2 separate regions of the Mus musculus genome follow, and region 2 is linked to region 1. A link is a loop called in an ENCODE intact Hi-C map of the cell type or tissue named here. Cell type or tissue: heart. All regions are shown on one strand. Each heading gives the region's core, and the rest is flanking DNA. Links, peaks and the distances in the headings are about the cores only. Region 1 holds the start of Gm12610 (predicted gene 12610). Region 2 overlaps Gm12610 (predicted gene 12610).

The links. Hi-C counts contacts between places; a loop is a spot of excess contacts. Peaks named below come from ENCODE experiments on the same cell type or tissue, not always from the same donor. Only the 100,000 strongest peaks of a DNase experiment are listed, where the experiment ranks them.
Region 2: a loop joins it to region 1, with 2.5 times the contacts of the local background. A loop is called at or near these places in 1 of 42 quality-filtered maps.

The regions. Positions count from the first base shown.
Region 1 is chr4:89,292,480-89,297,856 of GRCm38, reverse strand. It overlaps Gm12610 (predicted gene 12610), which reads right to left and starts at 2,677. Exons shown (of 10, transcript NR_132431.1): 1 at 2,660-2,677; 2 at 1,147-1,304. It also overlaps a transcript of Cdkn2a not described here. In heart, for the core only: a CTCF peak has its summit at 2,943; DNase peaks (open chromatin) are centred at 2,796 and 3,556; H3K4me3 peaks cover 1,821 bases; H3K27me3 peaks cover 4,448 bases.
Region 2 is chr4:89,466,928-89,472,304 of GRCm38, reverse strand. All of the region lies in intron 7 of Gm12610 (predicted gene 12610), which reads right to left. Among named protein-coding and RNA genes, the nearest start is that of Cdkn2b, 160 kb to the right of the region's middle. In heart, for the core only: no CTCF peak of the experiment used is centred there; a DNase peak (open chromatin) is centred at 2,214; H3K27ac peaks cover 870 bases.

The DNA of each region.
Region 1 (5,377 bases), core at 260-5,259:
TAATAAGAAAGATTTTACAGCTTTGGGTGGTTTTGTTTTTTATTCTTTGGTGTGAGTATACATGTATGCAAGTTCATGTGTAAGGGCCCACATGGGGAGATCAGAGAACAGCCCTTAAGGTTGGTTGTCTTTTACCTTATTTGCTGATCTGTATGTCAAGCTAACAGACCCTCAGGAGATTCTCCTGTCTCCACCTACCAGCCAGCTGTTGAAACTGGGATTATAGAGGCAGACTACTATGGCCCAGTTTGAGCTCTGGGTATTCAAACTTGGGCACTCATGTGTGTATAGTAAGTGCTTTTATCCACCGAATCATCTCAGCCCTTGTTGTGGATGTTTTAAAACATGGTCTCCCAGGCTGGCTTCAAATTCATATTCTCCCTGCCTTGGCCTCTATAGTACAGGTATTATAAATACATGCCCAGTTACTCACTGGCCTCTTTTGTTTAACTGAATAAGTTCTAGGAGGAGTGCATGTGTAATCATGTTCCTGTGTATAGATGGATGTGTGAGGGTTAAAGGTGAAGTCGAATGTCAGTCTCCCCCACTTTACATACTGAGGCAGAATTTCTCCCTTGAACCCAACACACTGATTTGACCAGCCCAGCTAGCAACCTTGTTCAGGGAATCTCCTTTCTCCACCTGTATGGCAGTGGGATTACAAGGATCTGAATTCAGTCCCTGTGCTAGTGTGGCAAGTGCTTGATCCACTGAACCATCTCCCCAGCCAGCCCTGTGGTGTCTTCTGTGTCATAGGGATTTGCATCTGGGTCCCTACAATGCAGATTAAAAATCAGTAATAGAAGTTTGCCAATTACAGAGCTGAGATGCGGCTCAGTGATGGGAGTGTTTGCCTGGAACTCTAGTTCTATTTCTAGAACCCCTCAAAAATGGAAAAGGCTCCCCCCCCAACCCACCCAACCCCCGAGCCCCCTGCCCCAGATGAATATCTTCCCTAACACTGTGTGGGGAGGAGAGGAACACTTCCTCTTCTCACTACAGAATGAGTTTGCTAATCCAAAACAGAATACCGTTTTCTTTTATAAAAGATACAAAACTGTCAGTTTTCTAGGCCACTGGAAGACAGCAAAGAGAAGTCCCCGCTGTCAATGATTCTGTTTGCAAAGTGACTCACAGATAACTCACTTTCAATTGTCTCTGGCTCTTTCAGTTGTCTCTGGCTCTTGACAACAGAAAGAGGCCTCAGCACCTGGTGATTCAGTGATCATCGTGGGTGGGGTCTAGCCTGTACCTGGGAAACCAAGCAGAGTTCAAGACTTGAGCTTCTCCACCTGACTTGTCACCTGTAAAATAAGGACAAAAGTCTCGTATTCAAAGGACAACTCTGAAGATAAAATGGGTGCTTTCAGCTTAAGTAAAAACACACATTCATTATCAGTTCATTATTAATTATTTTTGAAGAGCACATAGCCAAAAAGTCACTTAGAAGTCCAACAACCTTCATGATTGTATTTACACAAAGATGAAACTGCGGTTACTTCTCATCCAAAAGACAGAGAATAGACATCAGGCAACAGGGAATGGAACTTAAAAGTCCAAAGCTTCATATTTACATTCCTCAAAGAAGAGCTCTAGTAGCTCTCTTACTCAAATGGCAGCCCTAGGAAGTGGGAAAATGCCTTCTGCCCAGATACCTGGAGGAGCAGCAGCTTTTTGAAGAGGGAGAAAATTCCAGGTAGGGTAGCCCGAAGCCCCAGGGCCACCCACGGTATTTGGGAAATTCAAATTCTCTGTGGAGCTAACCCAAGGTATGCACTGGTTTGTTTTAACCCTACACTGATACTCAGGGAGCCCTCAAAACTCATTTTATTTAACGGATCCATTCTTCGATCCTAGATTTGAAAGGTTCCACTGCAAAGTCACATACTAGAGGGAAAGATGGAAAAGCAGCAGCTGGACCTGCCCTGCGGCTCTCAGTTGCAGCAAGGCCTTTGCTGGGTTAGTTTGGTTATTTCCAGGCCTTGCCATCTTCCTATGTCTAGTACTGGCATTTGGAATCCGCTCTATAAGACCCTGCCAGCTGTCACCCTGCTGTGGATTGCTACTTTACTGCAGCCAGACCACTAGGCCCGCGCTCGTAATGAAAGGCCACCAAGTCTCAGGGCCGCTAATCCAGGTTCCAAAAGCTAGCCTGGGTCCCACGTCATCTTGCACATCTGGGCCACCCAGATCAGCTAGGCTCCCGCCGGTGAACTCAGAACTAGTCCAGACGGATGGCCCTCTGTCCCGTGAGCACTGGACCCCAGGGCAGGCCTGCTACGGGGATCCTGGGCTTGACTTCCCGCTTTCTCAATCTCCGAGCTCCGGACCCGCGCGGAGCTAGGACTGACCAAGCGCGCTCCTTCTGTCCCCGGCCGGCGCTCCGATCAACTCGGCCCTCGGGTCAACCGCTCCTTTTTCTCCTTCCCCCACTTTTCCTGTTTCGCGGGGGCCGGGGTGGAGGCGGAGAAGGAGGCGAGGAGGCAGCGGAGAAGGGGGCAGCCGGGAGGGGGGAGGGGACCGGAGAAGGAGGCGACGCGGGGCGGGGAAAGAGGAAGAGCCGGGGATGCTCGCGCTTAAAACCGAAAATAAACAACGTCCTCGGGCTGCGGCCTCGTGTCTGCCCGACCGCGCGGGGGCCTGGCCGGGACACACTTACCGGTCCGCCGCGGCGTGCAGGCCCTGGTCCCGGGTACACGCAGCGGCTCTTCTCTGCGCGCTGTTCCCAACCGGAGGAGCGCAGCGTACCGCTAAGGGTTCAAAACGCCCGCGCGCGTCCTGATTGGCGGGCCGGCCCATGGCTGGCCTCGCCGATCTTCCTATTTTCTTCTTTTTATAGATGGACTCGGAGCAAGGGAAACCTCGCCGAGGGGCGTCAGGCATAGACGAAAGTTTCGGGACCCGAAAGTTAACCGGAGCGAAAGCCGATCGGCGCAGGAGACGTTGCCGGCCGGCTGCGAAAGGGCGCAGCTACTGCTAGGGGGCGGGCGGTGCGCACGCGTCCCGCGGCGCTGGCTGTCACCGCGATGGGTGGCGAGCGAAGCGAGCGGGATCCGGAGCGTGCCCTGCGCGGGAGGCAGCGGGACCCCGGATGCGGCAGGGCCCGCGCGCGCCTCCCCCTGGGCGCCTCTGGGAAGCTTTCCCGCGCGACTGGGGACCGCGCGCCTTGGGACTCGGGGGCGCGCCTGAGGGCGGAGATGGGCGTGGAGCAAAGATGGGCCGGGGGCGGCGCGTGGGTCTCGAGGTGCCTCAACGCCGAAGGGGCTGGGGGCGGCGCTTCTCACCTCGCTTGTCACAGTGAGGCCGCCGCTGAGGGAGTACAGCAGCGGGAGCATGGGTCGCAGGTTCTTGGTCACTGTGAGGATTCAGCGCGCGGGCCGCCCACTCCAAGAGAGGGTTTTCTTGGTGAAGTTCGTGCGATCCCGGAGACCCAGGACAGCGAGCTGCGCTCTGGCTTTCGTGAACATGTTGTTGAGGCTAGAGAGGATCTTGAGAAGAGGGCCGCACCGGAATCCTGGACCAGGTAGGAAAGGCCCTCCGAAGCTGCACGCACAGGTGCCGTGGCTCCGCGTGCTTCTGTGCATCCGCCCCACGAGGTAGAAGCAGGACGGGCCCCGGTGGGGACTTCAGGTGGGGGAGGGGAGGGGTCGCTTTCCCCCTTCGGCTTAGTTCCCGGGAGATGGAGTACTTTGCACACGGTGAGGCTGAAGGGGTCGGCTTCACGGTCCTCCTCAACCCTGCAAAAAAGGAGAAAAAAAGGGGGGAAAAAAAGAAAAAAAAAAAAGCCTAAGAGTTTTTCTAAACCTGTTTGCTATCTTAGAAATGAGTGGCCCCAACATTTCCTCGTTATGTTAGGAAACTGCAAACACACACACACACACACACACACACACACACACACGACCTTAGGTAAGGTGGTTTGTTTTCCAGAGCACTTTATTTGGCCCTGGGGTGGAGTGGGGGGGGGGGGGAATACCTGCTAAGGGTTTTGTTTTCTAAGGGATTACTTATTTCGCTCCCATCCACCAGGCCCTCAATCCTGCTCTCAGGGGTAGCAAAGGGAGAGAGAGACAGGGAGAGACACAGAAACAGAGACAGACAGCAGGAACAAGAATTGACTTCCTAAAATAGGAAGACAACATATCATGGTTTTAAATATAATCAATAGCTGCTACCCGATAGCAAGCACTAGGATTCTCTAGGATTTCTCGGGCCCATATAGACTTGACTGGCCATAGAGGTGAACCCTTCTTACCGGCTGGCCTAAATTCACTGAAACTTTTTTGTTCAGTGCTTTCTCGGTGCAGGATTACAACTTACACCTGCGGTCCCGGAGGAGTCAGAAGTAGTAATATTTTAAGAATAACAAACCACAATTAACATAGGTTTTAAATGAGGCCTAGTGCGTGAAAAATAGAATCTGTGGTACGTTTTGTACATCTCATGATCTGGAAAACTGAAAGGGAAAAAAAAGTATGTACACACAGCGTGCAAAATATCTTAGAGAATATGGGGATTCTAAAAGTGAACTCCCCACCCCCTGGAAAAGTTTTGTTTTGTTTTGTTTTTTTATCACAATCAATTAACTTTTAGGTGGAAATGTAAAACTATCAACACTCCGCAGGAGGGCTAGAGAAGCTGGTGTAGTGGCCTGGACCATAAAGAAAATGAAAGAGCAGAAAAGGAAAACTCTCAAACTTGTTTGTTTGGTTTTTGTTTGGTTGGTTGCTTTTTCAAGAAAAGAGTTTCTCTATATTGCCCTGGCTGTCCTGGAACTCACTCTGTAGGCCAGGCTGCCCTCAAACTCAAAGATCCACCTCTGCCGGTGTCCCCAGTGCTGGGACTAAAGGGATTTGAATTTGAATTTTTCCAAAAGTTAGTAGAGCGTTTATAAAGGATTTTGTGACTTGATTTCTAGCTTTGATTTTAGTTCATTTAAAAGCATTCACTGGACCCTAGGCGTCCTCCTTAATGGTGATTTTTTTTCTGCACAGCGTAGTTGTGCAGAAAAACACATCGACGCAGAAAACATCTAGCTTTGTGATATGTGCGTTTGAGTTGATAATGCTCAGCTCTATTTTAAAATTTTCTTTTATTACTCTAGTTGATATTTCTCCCTATATAATTATTTTATACAAGTAATTTGGTGCCTGGGGGAAGCTCTAGTTAGGAAGTAGAAATTTTAAGCATACATAAATTGTATATATATATATTGGGGGGGGGGGGTCGAGACAGGGTTTCTCTGTATAGCCTTGGCTGTCCTGGAGCTCACTCTGTAGACCAGGCTGGCCTTGAACTCAGAAATCTGCCTGCCTCTACCTCCCGAGTGCTGGGATTAAAGGCGTGCACTACCACGCCTGGGCAAATTGTATATTTT
Region 2 (5,377 bases), core at 60-5,059, 170 kb before region 1:
CGTAAAGCAACACTTATGAGTTCATACTCTTTGGAGGAATGGTGGGTGGGGGGTGTGAGAGTGAGAGGATATAAAGGCAGGCTACAGAACGCTTCTGGGAAAACTATGAACTCTGTGCAACTATCCTCCTCCACAATAGGCCTGAATAAGAGCAGGACTGTCAACAACCAACCACAGGAGGGGAGAGAGCACAAGGCCCTGCCTCTCCAATGCTGAAGTAGTGGTGGGTACTATATTCTGGGAACTGAGGGTCACTGCCCTTAGTTGTATGACATAGTGAACTTACCCGGCTCTAATGCCTATTACTGTAAACCTGGTCAAGAGATGGGGGCTGGGCAGATCATAAATCCAAAGATTAGTGCTTCTCTTGGCATTTTATTGCACTAGACTGTGGTTAATCCAGATACTCATAACCAGTCAAAGTTAGAATAAGGACAATGGAATGCCCCCTGCTATTTGAATCATCTATACCAGCCTCTCCAGGACTTGGGAAGCATCAAAAAAAAAAAAAAAACAAAAAAAAAAGATGTAGAGAAAATGGGAAGGCCATTGGGTGGGGAAGCTTGTTGTAAAATGACTTATAAACTCACTACAATGTGGCCACCAGCATTAGACCTGCACAAGACTGGACCTGCCAACATTTCATCATGGATGGGAATAAGGTTCATGAGGCCCCACCCTTCCCTGTGCAACTACTGATAGTTACGGTTGCTAAGGGAAGGGGTGTCACTTTCTTCCCACTAGTAACTTGCCTGTGCTCTAATAAATAACTTCACATATTTATGCCAGTAACCAGAACTGAACTCAGTGAGACACACACACACACACACACACACACACACACACACACACACACACCCTGAAAGTGAGAGGAGACTTGGTGGTAAAAGGAGAATTTTTAGTGGAAGAAAGTGGTATGAGAGAGGTAATGAGGACTAAACTTGACTGAAATTCATTATGTTTGGTGTATGTGTGTATATAAATATATCTCTGTATATATATACATTTCTATGAAATTGTCAAAAAATTTTTAGAATAGACATTAATAAAAGATGAATGCTATAAACTTAGAAAATCAATACATGTGGCTTATGTAGATGATTCTTAGGTGTGTGATTATTTTATATACACGCATATACATCTGGCTCTACTAAATAAAGTATCTGACTAGTTTCAGAAGGCAATGCTAGTGAGTGGCAGATATATAAACACCTAACATATGTTTATGAGAGTCTTTAAAGTGTTTTTGGCATGGGACTCTAACATCCTATCATAGAGAGTTACAAACTATTTGTGTTAAAGGCCAGAGAATAAATATTTTAATGTTGTGAGGCCACATAGGCTCTGTTGAAACTGCTCATTCGGCTGAATGTGTGAATACTTAAGTAAAGCTGTGTCCCAACACACAAGCAAGAGGCCAAGTTCAGCCAATGGGCCATATGGTCAGTCTCTGAATAGAGTAGCAGAAGCGTAGGAAAATGAATAAGATGAAATTGCACAGATCTTAACTATACAAAAAGTACTGTAAAAAATGCTACAGAGAAGAGCATTAAGTAACAGTATCTTTTTATTTAGGTCAAGTAAATACTTTGTAGTCCCCATTTTCCTATGCTTTCACTTTTGGATGTATTAAAAATGGGGAAATAGTCACAGCTACGTGGGGGGGGGGCTGACTCCAGGAGTTCAGGGTCAGCATGAACATGTGAAGAGCTCTGTCAATAACAACAGTAACACAAATAATTTAAAGAGAAAGAGAACAGGAAGGGGTGGAGTAAAGAGAAGAAATGGAAAAAAAATGCCTGTGCCGTTGTTAGGAAACCAGACATTCCCAGACTTACTAAGGTTGGAAAATAATCCTTTTGCCATATTGATAAAAATTCGGGAAAACATTTGTTACCTCTATTCCAATTCTCATTTTAAAAAACAGGCATGTTTTAAGCTTTAGAAATGACACTTTGGAATAGTCTCCTTTTTCTTCTCTCAAATCAATTCAGATTGTTGGTGATCAGAGAAATCCTTCAGTTTGTCCGGAGTCTGGGACGTTATGAACTCCCCCAAAGCCACAGTGCTGGAAAATGGCCTGCTTTCCTAAAGCTCTTTTTAATGACTCATGTTCTTAATCGCCTCTGTTCAAGTGACAAAAGAACCACTGTTGTTAGGCGGGATGTGCAGCACATTACACAAGTTTACCCTGGCAGGCCGCTGGGCCGAGCTGCAAGCCTGTGTCAGCAATTTTAGGTCCCACTAATAGGAATACAGATGGCCCTGTGAGCCGTTGGGACATCTCACAGGGCCAATCAAAACATGGAAAACAAAGGCTTTTATCAGATCCATGCTGACCACAGCTCCCTACGGTATTGCTAAAGCCATATTCCTCTCTTAACTTTCCATATACAAAAGAGCTCTCACCTGACAGAAACCAGATTTCACTGACGGCCTAGGGCCCAAGTTTGTTGTTCTGCCGGGTATGTAATTACCCCCTTAGGAAATGGGAAAATGAAGCCTTTTTTGGTCTTTCTCTGGGAACTTAAAAAACAACTCAAGTAGCTTTGAACACACAAGATGCAAATGAAAGACAGTGGCAACAGTTGGGCTAATTCTGAGCAGGTCTGGGAAAATGAAAGTGTTATCTGAGACTCTTGCAAGGAGAGAGACTGCTCTTCTTAAAGTATCTTCTGTTTTGCTGTCCACAAGCGAGCCTTCGTCATGCACAATAAAGTCGGCCACCTCCTCTTCAGCTCACACTATCTCCCTCAGAAGGATGTGCTCTTCTAAGAGGATGCCAGTACCCAACAACTTAACTTACTTTGTCTGTAATAGACATATGCTCTTATTGAGGGAGAGTCCTCTGTGTGTGTGTGTGTGTGTGTGTGTGTGTGTTTGTGTGTGTGTGTTTGTGTGTGTGTTTGTGTGTGTGTCTGTGTGTGTGTCTGTATGTGTGACTGTGTGTCTATGTATCTGTGTGTCTGTGTATCTGTGTGTGTGTCTATGTGTGTCTGTGTGTGTCTGTGTGACTGTCTCTGTGTCTGTGTATCTGTATATGTGTGTGTGTGTGTGTGTGTGTGTGTGTGTGTGTGTGTGTGTGTGAGACAGAGACAGACAGAGAGAGACAGAGACAGACAGACAGAGAGACAGAGAGAATGACTCTATGGAATATTTACTAAAAACAAAAAATTTAGTTGAAACAGGATGACCAGCCTGATTGTATATGCTTTAGTTCTGACTCTAGAGAACTAGTAAAATTTCTCCTGCTGCAAAGATGTACAGCAATCACCCCAAATCTCAATAACTGATGTGAGTGAGCATTCATTTTTCCCCTACAATCTGCAGGCCTATGGTGATTCTGTAAGGCTTAGCAGCATTCAGACTTTAGACGGGCTTCGTTCTGGGTTCTGCAGCTACTGGGCACTATCAGTGGGCCACAGGAAGGAGATCAGAGACAGGGGAGAGTAAGGTGTCAGCTGGGACCTAGCATGAAGTTGCTTCTGCTGCTTTCCACTGGTCTAAGCAAGCCCAAGATCAAGAGTGCAGGGAAACAGATTATCAGCAATATACCAGGATGAGGAAGAGAGGAAGATCTGTAGGAAAATGAAAATTCCACCCTGTTAAATAAGTAAAATTCATAGCTGGGCGTGGTGGTGCATGCCTTTAATCCCAGCACTTGGGAGGCAGAGGCAGGCGGATTTCTGAGTTCGAGGCTAGCCTGGTCTACAAAGTGAGTTCCAGGTCAGCCAGGGCTACACAGAGAAACCCTGTCTTGAAAAACAGAAACAAACAAAAAAAAGAAAAAAAAAAGAAAAATTCATAGTTTCAACTTCTAGAGAGAGAGAGAGAGAGAGAGAGAGAGAGAGAGAGAGAGAGAGAATTCTAGCTCATCCAGTATTAAGGCTCTTAAGATGAGCAATAGCTTTAACATTTCTATTACATTTACTAAGTTAAAGGGTGGGAGGAGTGTTACACACGCCATAGTATGTATATGAAGCTCAGAGGATACTGTAAAGGATTGGATCTCCCCTACCAGGTAGGTTCCAGGGATTGAACTTGGATCTTTAGGCTTGGCAGAAAGTGCCTTCCCCCATTGAGTCACTTCACTTTGACCAAGGGAACAGCGTACCTAAGTACCAGACAGAGGCTTAGAGTCATATTTTTCCTCATACATAGAGACTACAATCAAAGTACAATGTGATCAGTTCCGTGAGATCTGTACAAAGCATCCTAGGAGCAGGTAATGAGGTGAGTTATCCTGTTGCTCCGGATGCATATATACATATAAAAGATGCATATATACAGATGCATATATACGGATGCATATATATGGATGCATATATCCGAATGCATATATACATATAAAAGAATTAGGGATGGGGATGCAAATGAAAAAGGCCAGGAGATGGAAGATGTCATTGGCAGTGTTTACTTCTGAGCATGAAAAGAAGAACTACAGCAAATATGAAAGAAAATTGTCGTTCAATGAGTCTAGACACTTGAAGGACTGAAGTCCATTATGTTTTGAAATATTTTAATTATTAAAATATTTTAATTATTTTTATAAAGGGGGTTGGGAAATATTGGGCAGAGAAGCAAAGCTGGTTTTCACAGGCCATGGTGTTCTAGAGAAAAAGCTAGAAGAGTGTAAGAGGCGTGAGGTTTCTGGGGCTGCTGAAACTGGATTACTAAAATCCCAGAAACTTCCTGTCCCGGAGCTGGGAATAAAGACGCCTGAGTGCTGTCCACACTGTGACTTTCTGAGGGCATCTTTTTTTTCAGCCTCTCACGAGGTTCCCATCATGACCATCAATCCTTGACATTCTCTGGCTGATAAGTATAGCACACCAATCGCTGCTTTCCCTCTATGTGTCCTTGCACATTCTTGTGGCCATCTTCCCACTGCGTCTCTGTGTTCAAGTTTCCTCTACCTGCACAGATACGTACCTCACTAGGAAAAGGGCCCCCAATACATTAGTATGAAGTCATCTTAATTTGACTAGTAACATTTGAAACTCTTTTCCCAACTAAAGTAACTTTTTTTTTTTTTGAGGTACTGGGAATTAGGACTTCAATAGATATTTCCAGAGAATACAAATCAACCTATAGGAGGAGCCAAGGTACTGCTATTGTTGTTTGCTTATTATTATCAAATGTTCACATTTGCTTAAATCCATTGGGAATGTATCATACACTGCTAACATCCCAATGTGCTCCTCGGGGAACCTTCGAGAAGGACAGATTTTCTGCTTCCTCCATCTTGCCTCTCACACCCACCCACACCTTACTCATCTCAAACCAGCCCATACACTGGGTGACTCACTGCCATATTTCCCTGCCCCGTGCTGCACTATTTCATTGCCCAGAGAGAAAATCCTTCCTGGTATGACCA